2 separate regions of the Homo sapiens genome follow, and region 1 is linked to region 2. Evidence: read pairs that join two places in POLR2A ChIA-PET (ENCODE). Cell type or tissue: GM12878. All regions are shown on one strand. Each heading gives the region's core, and the rest is flanking DNA. Links, peaks and the distances in the headings are about the cores only. Region 1 overlaps AGAP1 (ArfGAP with GTPase domain, ankyrin repeat and PH domain 1). Region 2 overlaps GBX2-AS1 (GBX2 and ASB18 antisense RNA 1).

The links. Peaks named below come from ENCODE experiments on the same cell type or tissue, not always from the same donor. Only the 100,000 strongest peaks of a DNase experiment are listed, where the experiment ranks them.
Region 1: POLR2A ChIA-PET joins it to region 2 with 10 read pairs; 2 of 35 experiments call an interaction of 5 or more read pairs at or near these places.

What each region holds. Positions count from the first base shown.
Region 1 is chr2:235,922,820-235,927,213 of GRCh38, forward strand. The region is part of intron 11 of AGAP1 (ArfGAP with GTPase domain, ankyrin repeat and PH domain 1); the gene reads left to right. Among named protein-coding and RNA genes, the nearest start is that of GBX2-AS1, 240 kb to the right of the region's middle. In GM12878, for the core only: no CTCF peak of the experiment used is centred there; a DNase peak (open chromatin) is centred at 1,872.
Region 2 is chr2:236,180,939-236,185,332 of GRCh38, forward strand. The region is part of intron 1 of GBX2-AS1 (GBX2 and ASB18 antisense RNA 1); the gene reads left to right. Among named protein-coding and RNA genes, the nearest start is that of GBX2, 15 kb to the left of the region's middle. In GM12878, for the core only: a CTCF peak has its summit at 116 (motif pointing left); no DNase peak of the experiment used is centred there.

The DNA.
Region 1 (4,394 bases), core at 66-4,065, 260 kb before region 2:
TTTGAAATGCAAATTGTGTAAAGAAAAATAGCATATGGTGGAGGTAAGTACCTTTTCAAATCAACTCTTCCACTTTAGGGATATAAGTACAGCTAAAATTATTCTTTGGAAAGAATCTGGCGCTTTTGACACATGGAAGCTTGCACTAATCAAGGCAGCTCAGTAAGCACACACACATATCCATATCAAGGAAGTGGCGCAGCGAGGACATGGATTAGCATGGTAATGCAGTCACCCCCTGCTAATCGGGGCGAGTACCAGCTGATCCGTAGATGGGGTATTTGAGGAAACACTCTTTCTGAGTTCAGAATGGGCCATGTCGTCAGTCATGTATTTCATGGTAACGCAAATAATATTTGGGGGACGATGCCGAAAAGGTCCTTTTATGACTGCCTTCCTGTGGAAGCCAGCATCCTATACTGTTTGGGGCTGGGCCACTTTTTAAGGACTTATTGCTGGTACAGCTGTTTCCTTGTACAACCCTGTTCTGTCTCTTACACTTCCTGACCTGACCTCTGCATTCACAAGCCATTCCAATGACATTTTCTAGGTTTTTGGATAAGTGTTACTGGTACAACATACACATAAGACGCACAGAATCATAAGTCATAGCCACGTTTACAGGGGCCGCCACTCACATCCAGAAGCAGCAGGTAGCCAGCCCTCATGGACCCCTTCCTGTCCCGTGCACCCCCACCCCACCCCACCCCACTCACAAGGGTGACCACCATCTGATTTCTCACTCCGTAGATGGGTTTCGCCTGTCCTTGGACGGGATCCTAACAGTTGGCACTCTCGTGCTTGTCTCCGGCTCTGTGTTCTGTGTGTGATGTCACCGCAGTTGTGGCCCGTGTCAGTAGTTCCTTGTTGTCATTGGGTAATGTTCCGTTGTGCCGTGATGTACCTACAGTGATGGACAGTGCCGTCATTCCCAGCGTGGGGCTGTTATGAGCAGTGCTGCTCTGAACATTCTAGCACCTACTTTTTGGTGGCCATGTTTATGTGCATCTGTATGATTTAAATCTGAAAGATGTGAAAGGAGAAGAGAAATCTTAAAGGAGGAAAAAAAAAGAAGTGGACTTGAAATGTTTTATGAAAGCTTTGCATCCAGTAAGTCAATTAGAAGAGTGGTGTAGGTTGTCCTGGGACAGCCCCGAGCTTAGGAAACCCCCGTGTTTAATAAGAGCACGTAAGCAAGCCTGTCCAAAGTTTGCCGTGGAGAGTGACATTTACTGTCCCAGACAGCAAACAGATGTGCCCCCCTCGCTGGGAGTAGACACTACCCCTGTCTCACCAGTCTGTTCATTCTGTCAACATCCCTTGCAAGATACTACCTTAAGTCTAAGGTAGTATCTTAAGGTAGTATCTTAGGTAGACTTAAGGCAGTATCTCCCCTTTCCATCTATTCTTTATCTAGATGGGCCTAATTCCAAAGTCTAAAAGCTGCAGTGTCCCCTGGAGCCTCTCCTGTACCTTCCAGCAGCGGTGGGCTCCCTGACCCTCATACTTTCTGGCTGCTCTTGTGTTACTCTGCCTTGCGTTTGGGCCACATGTGGATCTGCTGTATACCTTCTACTAGACTAGATTGTAGGTTCCCTAAGACAGGGACTCCTTCCTTCATTGTGCCCAATGCAGTAGGGGCTCAGTTCCATGCGGCTGCTCGGCCCGCTAGAAGGTCAATGTTAGAATAGGCGGCAGCTTCTGCATACCGGGTCCCATCTTCCCCTACTCGCGAGTTAGCAGGTTAGCCTGCCCTAGGTTCCTGGGTGATGAGACTCCTGGATCAAAATGAATGACAGTCTCTTGCAGCAATAGCAATAGTGAGAGTATCAGCATTGTCATGCACTGGCTTCCCAAGCCTCAGTTCCCACAGGGTGACACCAGCACACACAGTAACTCATGTTGTAAGAGGAACCCCAAGCTTAGGAAACCCCATGTGTTTAATAAGAGCACGTAAGCAAGCCTGTCCAAAGTTTGCTGTGGAGAGCGACATTTACTGTCCCAGACAGCAAACAGATGTGCTCCCTCTTAAAGTAGACATTACCCCTGTTGTACCAGTCTGTTTACTCTGTCCACATCCCCTGCAAAATAACACAGAGCAGAGAGCACCTGCCCGTGTCCACACCCAGAGGAAGAAGAAACTGAGGCCCGTGGAGAGCTGGCTGCCAGCAACAGTGGGGTGGGATGTGCTGGTAGCAGCAGGGAGAGTGGAAGTCAGGGAAGGATGGAAGGGAAGGGAAGAATGGAGAGTACTCACCCCCCAAAGTAGGCCACATCCTTGTACTTATCCCCGAGTATAAGTGTACCCTCGGCTTCCGGGGTAGAAGCTTCCTTTAAGACCCTTGTATTTGCGCGTGACTTGAGGTTGGTGAATTAGGACCACTTGTTAGACTCACCTCGTCTACTCCAGGAAGGAGGGCATTCTAATCTGGCTTTTACAATCTCCTCCTTCTAGGGAAATACAGACATGCCTGCAAAGAACATTTCCAACGATGGTGCGCAGAGTTTTCCCACATCTAAACGACCCCAGCTTCATATCTTACTCCTTAGACACGGGAATGAAATTCTGTAGCAAAACGGCTGTGTGTTGAGGTGGTCCCTGATGGAGACAATCCAGAGGCTCTCTTTCCTGGGCATTACTGGGGCTGAGGGTTGGGGCGTGGCTTCCTGCAGACCCCACGCACCTTGCAATCCTCATGGCATTTCTGAATGTAGCTCTATTTCTATTAGCCTTCCTGAACTGGCAACTTTAATGCCTGGGTAGCAAGCACTTGGGCGTTTCCTTAAACTCACCGTCTTAGCTATCAGGTCTAGGTGTGAAAATGTGATTTAACTAATCAACACAGTAGCAGCAGAGCTTGGTGTCTTTGTTGACTGTCGGCGGCCACGTGGGTTTAGGTCCCCTGCCCTTCAGCCTGGTTGCTGGGTATGAGGCCTCCACCTCGGCAGGACTGCTTCGAGCTGACCTGGACTGTGTTTAGAACAGTGTTTGGTGCACTTGTATCCTAGCTTGTCTTGATGTCAGGATCCTTACCCCTCAAGCAATCAAAAAAGTTATCCAGCTTGTTTCACAAATGAGAACTTCAGACCTTCAGCCTTAATTAATAACTCATTAACGTGAAATGAATTCCAGTGAGTGAAAACAGTTGCCCTCGAGTACTTTGAGTGAGAATACAGTGATTTTAAACAGAGGCTTTTTTTATGCTTAAAGATATTTCCAAAAGTGTTCAAAACTCCTGTGTGGTAACACATAGGGCAGGTATTGCTTGATGCTTACATAACAAAACTGGATGCCAGGACAGCATTAGTAGGTCAATTAGTTAATGACATTCATTCAAGAACAGAAATGAGATTACATATTAGACTCTGTATGCATATCTGTATCAAAAAATGCATGAGAAAGTATGACACTATAATTGGATATGGAATGTGCATGATTATTAAAAAGATTCACTCCACATTTGGGGGTGGTTCGTTTCTTTGACGGGTGGATTTACTGAAAGTAAGTGGAAATGCCTCAAAACTGTGGCCACTGGCCTGGGACTGCTGACACATGGCACGAGATGCTCCATGGGCGTGTTAACCCAGCATGGCAGCTTCCACAGTGTCGTGGCTCAGGTCGTGGACCACTGGTTTGCCTCAGAGTTTAAGCAGATGTCTTCATGCATTTACGTTGAAAGGCAGGTACTGTGTTTGGATCCCAGAAACAATATTTCTGACCCTGTGTAATTTTTTTTAGTCAAATATGTTTCTGCATTATCACACAAAATACTTTTGTTTTCTTTTGTTGGTTTTTCTGAAAGAAAATTTAAGTGATCTCAAATATAGTGAATGGGTATATTTTGAAACAGAGATTTACTCCCTTAAGAGAAAATCGGAAATGTTTTGCTTATGGAATGAGCCTCCTCCTCCGCATATTTTTGGAAGGTCCTGACCAGAGGTCAAGAGTGAGGTGGGTTGAGTGCAGTGGGGTGTGGGGAGGCAGGTGTGAGCCTGGGCAACCCCGGAACCCACTCAGATCCTTCAGACAGATCCAGAGAGAGAGGCTGTCAGCTCTTTGTTCATAAACACAGGCCCACAGCTCCCAGATGCTTTCATTTTCTAAGTGATGCCAGAAACCACCAATTTTTAAATGAAATCTCCCAATTTAATTCTACTTTGAAAAAAATGATCAACTAAGTAAAAATGTCTCTATGAGCTCAGCCTGGACGTCAGGCGATAGTCTGTGGATCTGATTGAAAGTTTCACCTTTATCACGGTTTGTCCATGTATACACCTTGATGTGGCCCAAATTCAGTCATGCTGTTTCAGTGTAGTCCCGCAGTGGGAAGTGGGTGTGGCTGGGGCTGGGGGGCCTTCACGAGCTATAGGGCTCTAAGAGTCTGCCGTCAGAA
Region 2 (4,394 bases), core at 87-4,086:
GTTTTCGTAGGCTCCCCTCCCCTTTATCATGTGAGCTAAGATCTTCCTGTTTTCCTCCTTTTTAAATTCTGGGGAGAGTAGGTTGGTGGGAGAGGGTAAGACCGTTTGCTTATGGCGCCACCTGCAGGCCTCTCTGAAAATGAATTTCAATACCTATTCAATCTTCCGCAGGGTTCTAGATTCCTCAGGCTTATTTTAGCAATTTAGTGAAATTAATTTTTGTTTTAACAGAGAAAGATGTTAACAATTTCAACGCAAATCCCGGAGTTTGAAAAGGATTTTGATGTTCTCAAACTACACTTAAATCCTAGAAATGAGATGCAGTATTGACCATAATTGAAATACAGGGGTTTCTGCATATCCCATCTGGACATAACAAATTTGACTAAGCAGTAATTTATCCTTAAAATAATGGAATAAAAGATACAACATTCCTGATTTATCCCTTGGCCCTTGGGCAGCCCTTAAAAGATGAAAAGCACTTGGCAAGCTAATAGCACCCGAAATTGTAGTGATTGAGCAGCTTCTTAGGTGCCTGGCGTGGACAGGAGGTGGGGGCACTGGAGTGGACCAGCTCATTCCGCAAGCCTGTATTTTACACCATTTCTGCAGAAGGTTAAGTGTTCTTTGCAAAAGTTCAACAGCCTGCCCCATCAGTGTGTGTCCAAAGGGTCATTTCAGAGATTGGAAATTTGACAATTATATACAGTTAACTGGGATCAGCAAATGCTCCATAGACTTAAAGAGTCAGTGGCTTTGATTTTCTTTAAACCATACTGAGTCGATGATTATCAAGTAACTTAAATCAACGTAAATATACTAAAAAGGCAGGCCTAATGCTGGGTTCAGAGTTTTAAACATAACACGTCACACAGTACTGGGTCTGTGTACTAATTGCCTGTGGACTGTGGATTGTGTCTGATGGTCCAACCATGAATGTTTCGTCCTGTCCTGGACATGGTTGGTGCGGACAGAGGCCAGCCTCCCCAGGACCAATATTAGTGGAGAGCTTCATTTGTGTATTTTATTTTTTTGAGATGGGGTCTCACTCTGCCACCCAGGCTGGAGTATAGTAGCACGATCTCAGCTCACTGCAACCTCTGCCTCCCAGGGTCAAGCGATCCTCTCATCTCAGCCTCCTGAGTAGTTGGGACCACAGGCATGTGCCACCACACCTGGCTAATTTTTTGTATTTTTGGCAGAGATAGGGTTGCCCGGGCTGGTCTTGATCTCCTGAACTCCAGCAATCCACCTTCCTAGGCCTCCCAAAGTGCAGAGGTTACAGGTGTGAGCCACTGTGCCCAGCCACTTCTTTTTTAATTCTCTGTCGTCAAATGACAAGTAATAATCAAAGACATTCAATAAAAGTTGGAGGCAAAATATTCCTCTGTTGTCTTTTTTTTTTTTTCTTTGACACAGGGTCTCACTCTGTCATCCAGGCTGGAGTGCAGTGGTACAATCATAGCTCACTGGAGCCCTGACCTTCCAGGCTTAAGTGATCCTCCTGCTTCAGCCTCCTGAGTAGCTGAGACCACAGGCGCATGCCACAATGCCCGGTGAATTTTCAAATTTTTGGTAGAGATAAGGTGTCACTGTGTTGCCCAGGCTGGTCTTGAACTCCTGGGCTCAAATGATCCTCCTGCCTCCCAAAAGGCGGGGATTACGGGCATGAACCCCTGTGCCCGGCCCTCTGCTATCTTTTTTTTTTTTTTTTAAAGTAGAAACAGCCAGTAAACGCATCCTTTACTCTTTTGTTACTTTCTGAATTTTGAGCTGTGTGAATGTGTCATTAAAAACTAAATTTGAAATTAAAGGAAATAATTTAGGCCTTGTAGAATTGAGTTTAGGTAATACACTCAGTGAGAAAAAGAATGATGTTCAGTGTGAACTGTGTAAGAAAGGAAAACGTTTTTAGACCCTTTAATAAAACAAACAAACCAACCAACAAACAAACCAGAATATATTTTGTTCACTGGAAAAGAAGTAAGCCAAGATAATTCTAGTCTTAAAGTAGAATGCCTCTTTAGATGTTTATCAACTAGCTTACCTCCCTCTCTCCTTCTTTCCCTCCCTGCTTCTCTAATTGCCTCCTTTCCTTTTCTTGGTTTTGTCTCCCTCCTCCTTGTCTTCCTCCTTCTCCATCTCCTCTTCTTCCTCCTTCTCTATCTCCTCTTTCTTTTTGTTCTCTTTCTCTCTCTTTTTTTTTTAGACAAGGTCTCACTTTGTTACCCAGGCTGGAGTGCAGTGGTGCCATCTTGACTCACTGCAAACTCCACCTCCCAGGCTCAGGTGATCCTCCCATCTTAGCCTCCCGAGTAGCTGGGACTATGGGTGCATGCCCCCACACCTGGCTAATTTTTTGTATTTTTGGTAAAGATGGAGTTTCACCATATTGCCCAAGCTGGTCTCGAACTCCTGGGCTCAAGGTATCCACTCGCTTTGGCCTCCCAAAGTGCTGGGATTACAGGTGTGAGCCACTGTGACTGGCTCTTTCTCTTCTTCTTATTGATATGGTTTGGATGTTTTTCCCTTCAAAATCTCATATTGAAATGTAACCTCCACTGTTGGAGGTGGGGCCTGGTGGGAGGCGTTTGAGTGATGGGGGCAGATCCCTCACGAATAGCTTAGCACTATCCCCTTGGTGAGGGATGAATTCTTGCTCTGGTGGTTCACGTGAGATCTGGTTGTTTAAAAGAACGTGGCACCTGCCCCCTCTTGCTCTCACTCCTGCTTTCACCATGTGACATGCCTGTTCCCCCTTCACCTTCCACCATGATTGAGCTTCCTGAGGCCCTCACCAGGAGCAGATGCTGACACCATGCTTCCTGTATAAGCTGCAGAACCCTGAGGCAATTAAAACTATTTTCTTTATATATTACCCAGCCTTAGGTATTTCTTAATAGCAATGTAAGAACAGACTAATATAGAAAATTGGTACCAAAGAGTGGGGTGTTACTATAAAGATACCTGAAAATGTGGAAGCGACTTTGGAACTGGATAATGGGCAGAGTTTGTAAGAGTTTGCAGGGCTCCAAAGAAGACAGGAAGATGAGGGAAAGTTTGGAACTTCCCAGAGACTGGTTAAATGGTTGTGACAAAATGCTGATAGTGATATGGACAGTGAAGGCCAGGCTGAGGAGGTCTCAGATGGAAATGAGGAACTTACTGGGAACGGGAGCAAAGGTATAACTGGTCACCCTTGTTATACCTAAGCAAAGAGCTTGGCTGCATTGTGTCCATGCTCTAGGGCTTTGTGGAATTTGAACTTAAGAATGATGACTTAGGGTATCTGGTAGAAGAAAGTCTGTTTTTTTTCTTTTTCTTTTTCTTTTTTTGAGATGGAGTCTTGCTCTGTCGTGCAGGCTAGAGTCCAGTGGCATGATCTTGGCTAACTGCAACCTCTGCCTCCTGGGTTCAAGCAATTCTCCTGCCTCAGCCTCCCAAGTAGCTGGGATTACAGCCACCTGCCACTGTGTTTGGCTAATTTTTGTATTTTTAGTAGAGATGGGGCCTTACCATGTTGGCCGGGCTGGTCTCGAACTCCTGACCTCAAGTGATCTGCCCACCTTGGCTTCCCAAAGTGCTAGGATTATAGGCATGAGCCACTGTGCCCAGCCTGATAGAAGAAATTTCGAAGCAGCAAAGTGTTCAAGAGGCAGCCTGGCTGCTTTTAACAACCTACAGTTAGACAGGGAAGCAAAGAAATGACGTAAAGTTGCAACTTATATTTGAAAGAGAATCAATGCATAAAAGTTTGGAAAATTTGCAGCCTAGCTGTGTGGCAGAGAAAGAAAAAACATTTTCAAGGGAGGAATACAAGCAGGCCATTAAGCAACCATTTGCTAGAGAGATTAGAATGGCTAAAAAGGAGCCTAGTGCTAATGTCCAAGATAATGGGAAAAAGCACATTTCAGAGATCTCCAAGGCAGCCCCTCCCATCACAAGCCCAGAGGACTAGGAGGAAAGAATGGTTTTGTGGGGCAGGCCCAGGGCCCTGCTGCCCTGCACAGCCTCAGGACACTGTTCCCCGTATCCTGGCCACTCTGGCTCCAACATCAGCTCAACGGGGCCCAGGTACAGCTTGGGCTGCTGCTTTTGAGAGCACAAGCTGCCGTATACATTGGCGGCTTCCACATGGTGTTAAGACTGCAGGTGCACAGAATGCAAGAGTGAAGGAGGTTTGACAGCTCTCACTTAGATTCCAGAGAATGTATGGAAAAGCCTGGGTGCCCAGGCAGAAGCCTGCCACAGGGACAGAGCCTCCATAGAGAAACTCTACTAGGGCAATATGGAGGGGAAATACAGGATTGCTCAGCTGCTGGATGCAGTTGTGGGAAGGGGATCTCCACCCTCCAGACCCAAGAATGGTAGAGCCACTGGCAGCTTGCAACCTC